2 separate regions of the Homo sapiens genome follow, and region 2 is linked to region 1. Evidence: chromatin loops called from intact Hi-C (ENCODE). Cell type or tissue: PC-3. All regions are shown on one strand. Each heading gives the region's core, and the rest is flanking DNA. Links, peaks and the distances in the headings are about the cores only. Region 1 overlaps LINC02068 (long intergenic non-protein coding RNA 2068). Region 2 overlaps NCEH1 (neutral cholesterol ester hydrolase 1).

What was found. Hi-C counts contacts between places; a loop is a spot of excess contacts. Peaks named below come from ENCODE experiments on the same cell type or tissue, not always from the same donor. Only the 100,000 strongest peaks of a DNase experiment are listed, where the experiment ranks them.
Region 2: it touches region 1 in a loop (2.1-fold over the local background); 2 of 110 quality-filtered maps call a loop at or near these places.

The regions. Positions count from the first base shown.
Region 1 is chr3:172,559,792-172,564,194 of GRCh38, reverse strand. It overlaps LINC02068 (long intergenic non-protein coding RNA 2068), which reads left to right. Exons shown (of 4, transcript NR_146714.1): 4 at 3,126-3,294. Among named protein-coding and RNA genes, the nearest start is that of LINC02068, 34 kb to the left of the region's middle. In PC-3, for the core only: no CTCF peak of the experiment used is centred there; DNase peaks (open chromatin) are centred at 1,174, 2,134 and 3,934; H3K4me3 peaks cover 1,129 bases; H3K27ac peaks cover 2,951 bases.
Region 2 is chr3:172,645,971-172,650,373 of GRCh38, reverse strand. NCEH1 (neutral cholesterol ester hydrolase 1) reads left to right here. Exons shown (of 5, transcript NM_020792.6): 2 at 2,260-2,488. Among named protein-coding and RNA genes, the nearest start is that of LINC02068, 53 kb to the right of the region's middle. In PC-3, for the core only: no CTCF peak of the experiment used is centred there; a DNase peak (open chromatin) is centred at 2,233.

The sequences.
Region 1 (4,403 bases), core at 231-4,230:
GTCTTGTGATCTCCAATCATTCACTTACACCTTGAAAAAAATTACTTATAGTCTCTGAGTTTTAATTTCTTCTTCTATGAGAGAGACAGAGAGAGAAAGAGAGGAAAAAAAGAGAAAGAGAGAGGAGAGAGAGGACACTCAGGTTGCAGAATAGTTGAGAAGAATAGATATAAAATACAATGCACTTAGCATAACGCTTAGCAAGGTTAAGGTGAAAAGAAGGCAAATTACTGTGAAAGTAGCGCCCATCAGTACTTCGTGTGAGTCTCCATGAGGCAGGTAGATAAATATTTATTATTATCTGCATTTTATATGTGGCAATCATCTCCAAGATCACATAAATCAAACCAGTTATGAGGGTGGTACCTGCTTTGGGGTTGCCTTTTTATTGTTTTTTCTTCTACATTATGGCTATAACCTTGTGCTTTCTGCCTGAAGAATTCACTTCACATTTAAACGTATATACAGTTTTGTTTACATTTCTCATAGGTTCAATTCAGGTCAAAATGTGACCACACAAAAGGTAATAAGAGCCTCTATTTAATATCAGTTAAATCATCTGTTCTTTTATCTTCTGGGTTGAAAAATAAGTTCCCAATAGCAAGAAAGGTGACCTGAGTTCAACTGCAAAACAAAGTCATATATCAGTGCTGTAGGCACCAGCAATAAACATTTCTTTAATTTGAATTCAGGGGCATTCTCACCATCAGACTAGTACAATCAAAACAACATTGCTTTTCTACCGAGTAACCTTCACTTTGACCAGTGACCGTACAAACATGTATGATTCATTTCACTGAAAATATATCACCTTGAAAACCTCCCTGAGTGGCCAATAAGTTCATTTCTGTGACACTTAGTTTTCTGATTGCACCTTAACTTTTACCAAACTGTTTCTCAGATCTAGATCTTTGCCTTTTGAATACACTTGCCAAAGTATGAAGTAAAAGTTATTTTCTTTGGTTGTTTATTCTTTGGTTAGGTATTACATAATCCAGAAACCACAGAAAAACAGAACATTGTTAAAGTTAAACAGCTTAAGTTGCCTAATAACTTGCGAAAAGCCAAATTAATAGGAAAGAATGCCAATAGGAAGCTCTCAAGGCAGCTCCTATTCCTGGAATTTTCCGTCTCAGGAAATCCAGGCGTAGGATAGTAAAACCACTCAGACGTAATCACCCTGCCTTATTCCTCAGATGAGTTTCTCTCTCTCTCTCTCTCTCTGTCTCTTTTCTCTCTCTCCCCCACTCTCCCACTCCGCCCTTTTACTGTTTCCTGACTCATTTCCTCACACTTTTTGTGGAAACAAGTTAACATTAATTTTAAAAGTGAAAGCTGGATGCCTATGAATCTTAAAACAACTTTTGAGAAAAAAAAAAAACCTCTTTGTCCTTCTTCTTACATATAAATGCAGGTAATATTATGGGGTCTTTGCTTGCTTTACTTCTTTAGCAAGACAGGACCATTGTTATTAGGATTCTGCACTAAGCCATACTGACTTGATGTTCATCATCAAGGCCAGCTGTGGCTCCATTTATTTTATTTTATTTTTTATTATTTTTTGAGATAGAGTTTTGCTCTTGTCGCCCAGGCTGTAGTGCAGTGGTGCGATCTCGGCTCACTGCAACTTCCGCCTTCCAGGTTCAAGTGATTCAGCCTTCCAAGTAGCTGGGATTACAGATGTTCGCCACCACGCCCGGCTAATTTTTGTATTTTTATAGACATGGGATTTCACCATGTTGGCCAGACTGGTCTGGAACTCCTGACCTCAGGTGATCCACCAGCCTTGGCCTTCCAAAGTGCTGAGATTACAGGCGTGAGCCACTGCGCCCAGCCTCAATTTTAAAATGGGTAAAGTTGAGCTTCATTTCCTCCTTCTCAAAAATGTTTTCCATTTGCCCCTGATGACTCTTGAGTTTCAGGTTCTGTAGATCTTTTCAGTCAATGGTAAAAACACTTTGACAAACTCACTCATTCATACCAGATATTGGCGACCTTATATATAAGTGTTCCCAGAGCACTGCCACTTTCAGAGACTATATTAAAATACAATCATGTGCCGCTTAACAATGATGGGGATGTGTTCTGAGAAATGTGTCATTAGGTGATGTTGTCATTGTGTAAATATCGGATTGTGCTTACACAAACCTAGATGTTATAGCCTTCCAGACCCAGGCTATAGTTTATTGCTCCTAGGCCACAAACCTGTACAGCATGTTACTGTACTAAATACTGCTGGCTATTGTAATACAATGTTAAGTTACAGTAAAAATATGATACAAAAGATAAAAATGCTATGCTTGTATATGGAGCTTGCAGAACTAGAAGTTGCTGTGGGAGAGTCAATGATTGAGTGAGTGAATGTGAAGGCCTTAGGACATTGCTCTACACTACTGTAGACGTTATAAACACTGTACACTTAGGCTACACTAAATCTATTAAACTTTTTTTTTTTTGAGACAGAGTCTTGTTTTGTTGCCCAGGCTGGAGTGCAGTGGCACAATCTCGGCTCACTGCAACCTCCACCTCCTGGGCTCAAGCAATTCTCCTGCCTCAGCCTCCTGAGTAGCTGGGATTACAGGTGCGCGCTACCACGCCCGGCTAATTTTTTATATTTTTGGTAGGGACGGGGGTTTCATCATGTCGGCCAGGCTGGTCTCGATCTCGTGACCTCGTGATCCACCCGCCTCAGCCTCCCACAGCTCTGGGATTACAGAAGTGAGCCATTGTGCCCGGCCACATTTTTTCTTTCTTCAATAATAAATTAAACTTAGCTTCCTGTAACATTTTTAGTTTAAAAATATTTTAATTTTTTTTAAACTTTGTGATTCCTTTGTAATAACACTTAGTCTAAAACACATTGTCTAACTGTACAAACATATTTTCTTTCTTTATATTCTTAGTCTATACGTTTTTCTCTATTTTTAACAATTTTTATTTTTAGTTTTTAAACTTTTCATTAAAAACAAAGACACAAACACACATACTAGCCCAGGTCTACACAGGGTCAGGATCATCAATATCACTGTCTTCCATCTCTATGTCTTACCTCGCAGGGAGACGGGGGCAGTAACATGCATGATCACCAGTATCACTGTCTTCCATCTCTATGTCTTACCTCGCAGGGAGAGGCGGGCAGTAACGTGCATGGAGCTGTCACCTCCTATGACAACAACACCTTCTGGAATACCTCCTGAAGGACACGCCTGAGGATGTTTTACAGTTAACTTTTTAAAAAATACATAAGTAGAAAGAGAACACTCTAAAATAAAAATAAAAGGTATAGTATAATAAACACAATAACAAAGTCACTTATTACTATCAAGCATTGTATGCTGTACATAATTGTATGTGCTATGCTTTTATATGACTAACAGTGCAATAGATTTGTTTACACCACCATCACTAAGGGCATGCAAGTAATGTGTTGTGCTACAACATACTACAACTATGATGCCACTAGGTAACAGAAAATGTTCAGCTCCATTATAATCTTATGGGACCACCTTCCTAGATGCAGTCTGTCATTGATGGAAACGTTGTTACACAGCACATGACTATAGACTAATAGCCATAGATTTATAATATGGGAGGATGTACTATATATGCATTGAAAAGAGCTCTGGAAGGATACCAATACATTACCAGAGGTTGCTTCTGGGCCTTAGGGTATGTGTGGTTTTATATTTTCTCCTTTGCACTTTTCTGTGTCGTATCCAAAATTTCAACAACATAATACATTTACTGTTAGGAAAAATAACCTATTAATTAAAAACAAGATACAGGAAAGAGGGAAATGTTGCAGCTAGCCACAAGGTTAATAACTTATTTTAAAACATGTTAGGAACTATTTATTCATTTGTTTGATTATTCATTCAAGAAATATTTTTGATTGCCTAATATGTGCTAGGAATTTGGCTATGCTCTGAGGCTAACAGGTGAACAAAGCAGTGATTTATTTGCTCTTCTTTGCATTGGTCGCTATAGGAGGAGGCCAATAGATGCTATCGCATGAAAATAATAATTGTTGCTGGGCGTGGTGGCTCACACCTATAATCCCAGCACTTTGGGAGGCCGAGGTGGGTGGATCACCTGAGGTCAGGAGTTCAAGAGCAGCTGGCCAACATGGTGAAACCCTCATCTCTACTAAAAATACAAAAAGTAGTTGGGCGTGGTGGTGCACACCTATAATCCCAGCTACTCAGGAGGCTGAAGCAGGAGTATCACTGCAACCCAGGAGGTGGAAGTTGCAGTGAGCCGAGATCACACCACTGCACTCCAGCCTGGGTGACAGAATGAGACTCCGTCTCAAAAACAAACAAACAAAAGCAAAATGAAAATAATAATTTTTTTTTTGAGACTGAGTTTTGCTCTTGTTGCCCAGGCGAGATCTCGGCTCACTG
Region 2 (4,403 bases), core at 247-4,246, 86 kb before region 1:
CCGCACCCGGTCCCAGCTAATTTTTATATTTTTAGTAGAGATGGGGTCTCACCATGTTGGCCAGGCTGGTCTCTAGCTCCTGACCTCAGATGATCTGCCTGCCTTGGCCTCCCAAAGTGCTGAGATTATAGGCATGAGCCACTGCACTCAGCCAAATTGTCCCTTTTCTAATCAGCACTTCTACCCCCACACCACTGTGTTGCTATTGTAAACAATGCAGATGGTTGTTCAAGTATTCTGTGAATGCAAGCGAAACATAAGCTAACATGGAGAGATGTTTCTGGAAAGGTGTGAACAAATTGAGTCAAACCCGCATGTACTCAGAGCATGCATTACATAAAGGAAACTCGAGGTGGGCTCTCTTATAAAATGTACAGTCTTCTCATATCTGTCATATAAAGACAATTCACTTGTTTTACAGCTTCATATAGTTAAAGAAACTCATGTAATTTGTCTCAAGTGTTTAAGAAAGTCTTCATTTAATTAAAAAGAAAAGTACAGTTCATAATATAACAGAGCCAGGTCTGCCATTTCTTTGTTCATATTTCATCGTTTCGTGCCAGTCAAACTACCTGTCCTGTGACAAGTGGAATGGAGCTTGCATGTTCCCTATTAATTGATAATGGTGTTAACAAGGGTTTATTATATCTACTCTAGAAACTTTGGAAATACAGTGATTCTTAGCTATTCCCTGGCAGATCTCAATATTCTCTAAATTAGACTAACATTTTACCACAAAACTCGAATGGTAATTGCCTTCTTCCAATTTACCAAAGAACTTAAGTTGATAGTTAGAATCCTCTGTGCAGTACATGTGTGAACACATATGTGCATGTACACATGCATAAATTAGTATCAAAGACATGAACAGTTTCAACTTGTTCAGTAAATTGGGCAGTTGATGTCAGGGCACATGTAGAAGTTGAATTTTCTTAATATTCATTTGCTCTGCTGCTGCTTATACTTGCCAGCGAATAATATTAAAGGAATTCCTAAAATAGCTGTTCATTGTTTGATTAACTGCCTCTTGTTCTTGTTTTTCATTAACATTTGCTAATGCTGTTATAATATAGTGCTTTCTAACTCTTTTCATGACAGGACAGGACATATATATATGTGTGTGTGTATATATATATATGTATGTATATATAAAATATACACACACAGTTATAATGTTTATATGGGACACTGGGGTAAAGGGCTCAGGAATTTGCCCAGAGGCTGAGGCGATGAGCACACACGGACCCTCTTCAAGGTGTACCGTCGTACGCTGTGCACAGCCTGAGAAGCTGTAAGGTGCCACATCGCAGACATCATATAGTCCTGATTTCTGCTAGCAACATTGTTTCCGTGATCTTATGATCATTAATCACCAGTGTTCTGTTTCATCATCTACAAAAGAGCACTGTTACTCTCCAGCTGTTCCCCTTCCTGATGAACTTGCGAAAGTGGAGAGAAGGATATAAACTCAGAAGTGTCTTTGCTTGGTGGGTAAATTAGGTCTCCTTGCTATGTTCCTTCTGCAACCAAATAACTTTCTGCGAACACTTAATGCAGAGCTTGATACCCTGAGGGTTCAGAAGGGAAGAGACCATCAGGCAGTATGGTCTTTGCCTCATTTCTAAAAAGCTTCTGGTTATATCTGAGCTGAGCTGCTTCTAAATGCCAGGGCCTCCCTTGACAATGTTTCTTTTTTCTCACACGCTCCTTTCAAAAGGACAAGACACATTTAAAGATACAATTAAATATATTGAAGTTACAAAGCAATTTAAAGAAATTAAGCAATAAGACACACCCAAATATATGTTACAAAGGAATTTAAAGAAATTAAAGTAAATAGAACATTTTCCTCTTTTATTTGCATTGAAATAAAGTATTATTTCTTTACTCCTAGTATGTTATTGGAACTGTGATATACTTATTTAGAAAAAAAAGGTACTGAATCCTGGAATTCAAACCTAATCTTAGGTTTGAGTCCCAGAACTACCACTTATCCAATGAAATGAACAAGCATAGTTATTGTTTAAGCCTTCTCAATAAAATGGGACTGATGATACCTGAGGAGATCTCATGTATGAAAATATTTTGTCCAAAAGCAAAAGGTAAATACAATTGGTTTTTGTATTAAAAGGGCTCAATGAGCCCTCCAGTCCAGTGGCAGCTGCTTGTAGGAATTCAGACACTCAGTTGGTGAGGGCAGCTCTGGTGATGCCAAGTTGACGTGCGCCCTCCCTCTTTATTTCCTCCCTCGCCCTGCAGAGTAACCTGATCCACTACCTGGGACTGAGCCATCACCTGCTGGCACTGAATTTTATCATTGTTTCTTTTGGCAAAAAAAGCGCGTGGTCTTCTGCCCAAGTGAAGGTGACCGACACAGACTTTGATGGTGTGGAAGTCAGAGTGTTTGAAGGCCCTCCGAAGCCCGAAGAGCCACTGAAACGCAGCGTCGTTTATATCCACGGAGGAGGCTGGGCCTTGGCAAGTGCAAGTGCGTCCTGGTCACCTTCAGATGGTTTGTTGTTGTGGTTGGCCTTGGGGGAGATGCGTAACTGAGTTTGGCTTTCTTAGTGGGAAAGAAGGGGACCATTTATCTAGGTTCCCCTGGATGGTCCCAGTTACCCCTGTTGTCCCAGCAAAATTATGACTAGTGCCCCCTTTTCACTCTCAAAAGGGTCCTGGTTTGGGTGATAAATTAAATGGTTATCCTTTGTAAAGGTTTTTTGCTTGTTAGTTTGTTTGTCAATTCAGGTAGACTGTTGTAAAAATATTTCCTATGATCTAAATCACAGACTAACTTATTGTGCAGTGCTGATACAGCTTTCTGCACCAAAACAAGGTGAAGTTTCACCAGGCACGCATATGGGGAATTATCTGTGCTTCTTTTGCCAACTTGTGTTTTGAAGATATATTTCTATGAAATAGACCAGGTATTCCTTAATACACATGTTAACATTTTATCTGCTTATGAAAGCAAAGGTAAAAATATATGCAACCATTCAAAGGAAACAATCTTGCAAAGTTCAAGAATATTTTCTTTAGATTTGGATGATTTTTATGAGTAGAACACATTCAAAATGGCAGGCAGCCAAACAGAGCCGCCCAGAAGAGAACCTCCCAAGGCGGAATTCGGGGTCTTGTCTCTGCTAATAAATGATCATGGAGCTACTTCCTCATCTTCAGTCCAGAGCTTTTGGCATCCCCTTAGTTTAAAAGCAATGGCAACTTGTTTTTTTTATTTTATCATTATGTGATTTTTTTTTAAAAGCAACAAAGGTCAAAAGGTTTGACTTTTTCTAGTAATCTTATTTAATTCCATATCCGTTGTTTATTCTTTTATTCAGTGATTTTTTTTCACATTTTCAATAGCTGTTCATGAGTATGTAGGTTTGCCCGAGACCAAGGGGTTTGCTGGGCTGCAGGTCTTTCAGTGCAAAAGCTCAAACAGTTGTGGGCAAGTCTGGACCATTGGTCAGTCTAAGGTGTGCTCGGGTGTAGGGATACAAAAATGAATAAGAAGGAGTTTCTGCCTTAAAAGAGATTGAATCTGTAGCATTGGACGCTTGCCAGGAAAAACATTGTACTGGAGGACAGCAAGTATGGGTGCCAGGAATGGGATGGATTACAAGAGTCAGCCTGGCCTTTTCTGCATAATTTTGACTGATCACTTCTGCCTGAGGAAGAACTTGAGCAGGTGGAGGTAACAGGTGTCTATGTAATTCTTAAGCTTCCGATTCTAAGACTGCCTTGGAAACCCTATAAATAAGGAAATGTTTGGCTCTCAGTTGGCACAATATAGATCTTAATTTACTGAGAGTAACTAAGAATTAAATTCTTACATATTAAATTGGTTCTGTTACTGCAGACCTTTGGAATCCTCTAAGAAATGCTAAGACTTCCTAAAATTCTAGTTTTTTACGTGTTCATTTAAAGAAAATACCATATTCTTCAAATTGATCACTTTACTGAACTGCAGCAAATGAAGTGTTAAAAGAGCAAAATTGTTAAAATTATTATTTTTAGACATAAGATCTCACTCTGTCACCCAGGCCAGAGTACAGTGGCTCTATCACAGCTCATTGTAACCTCAAACTCTTGGGCTCAAGTAATCCCCCTTCCTCAGCCTCCCAAGCAACTGGGACTGCAGGCGTGCACCACTATGCCTGGCTAATTAAAAAAAATTTTTTTATAGAGGCAGCATCTGGCTATGTTGCTCAGGCTGGTCTCAAACTTCTGACCTCAAATGATCTCCTTCCTTAGCCTCCTGAAGTGCTGAGATTACAGGCATGAGCCACCACTCCCAGCCTAAAATTGCATGATTCTAAGGAAGAGACTGCTTATTTGCTGTGATTTTTTTTCCAGAAAGATGTATACATTTGAAGAGCTATAAAATCAGGATTAATTTG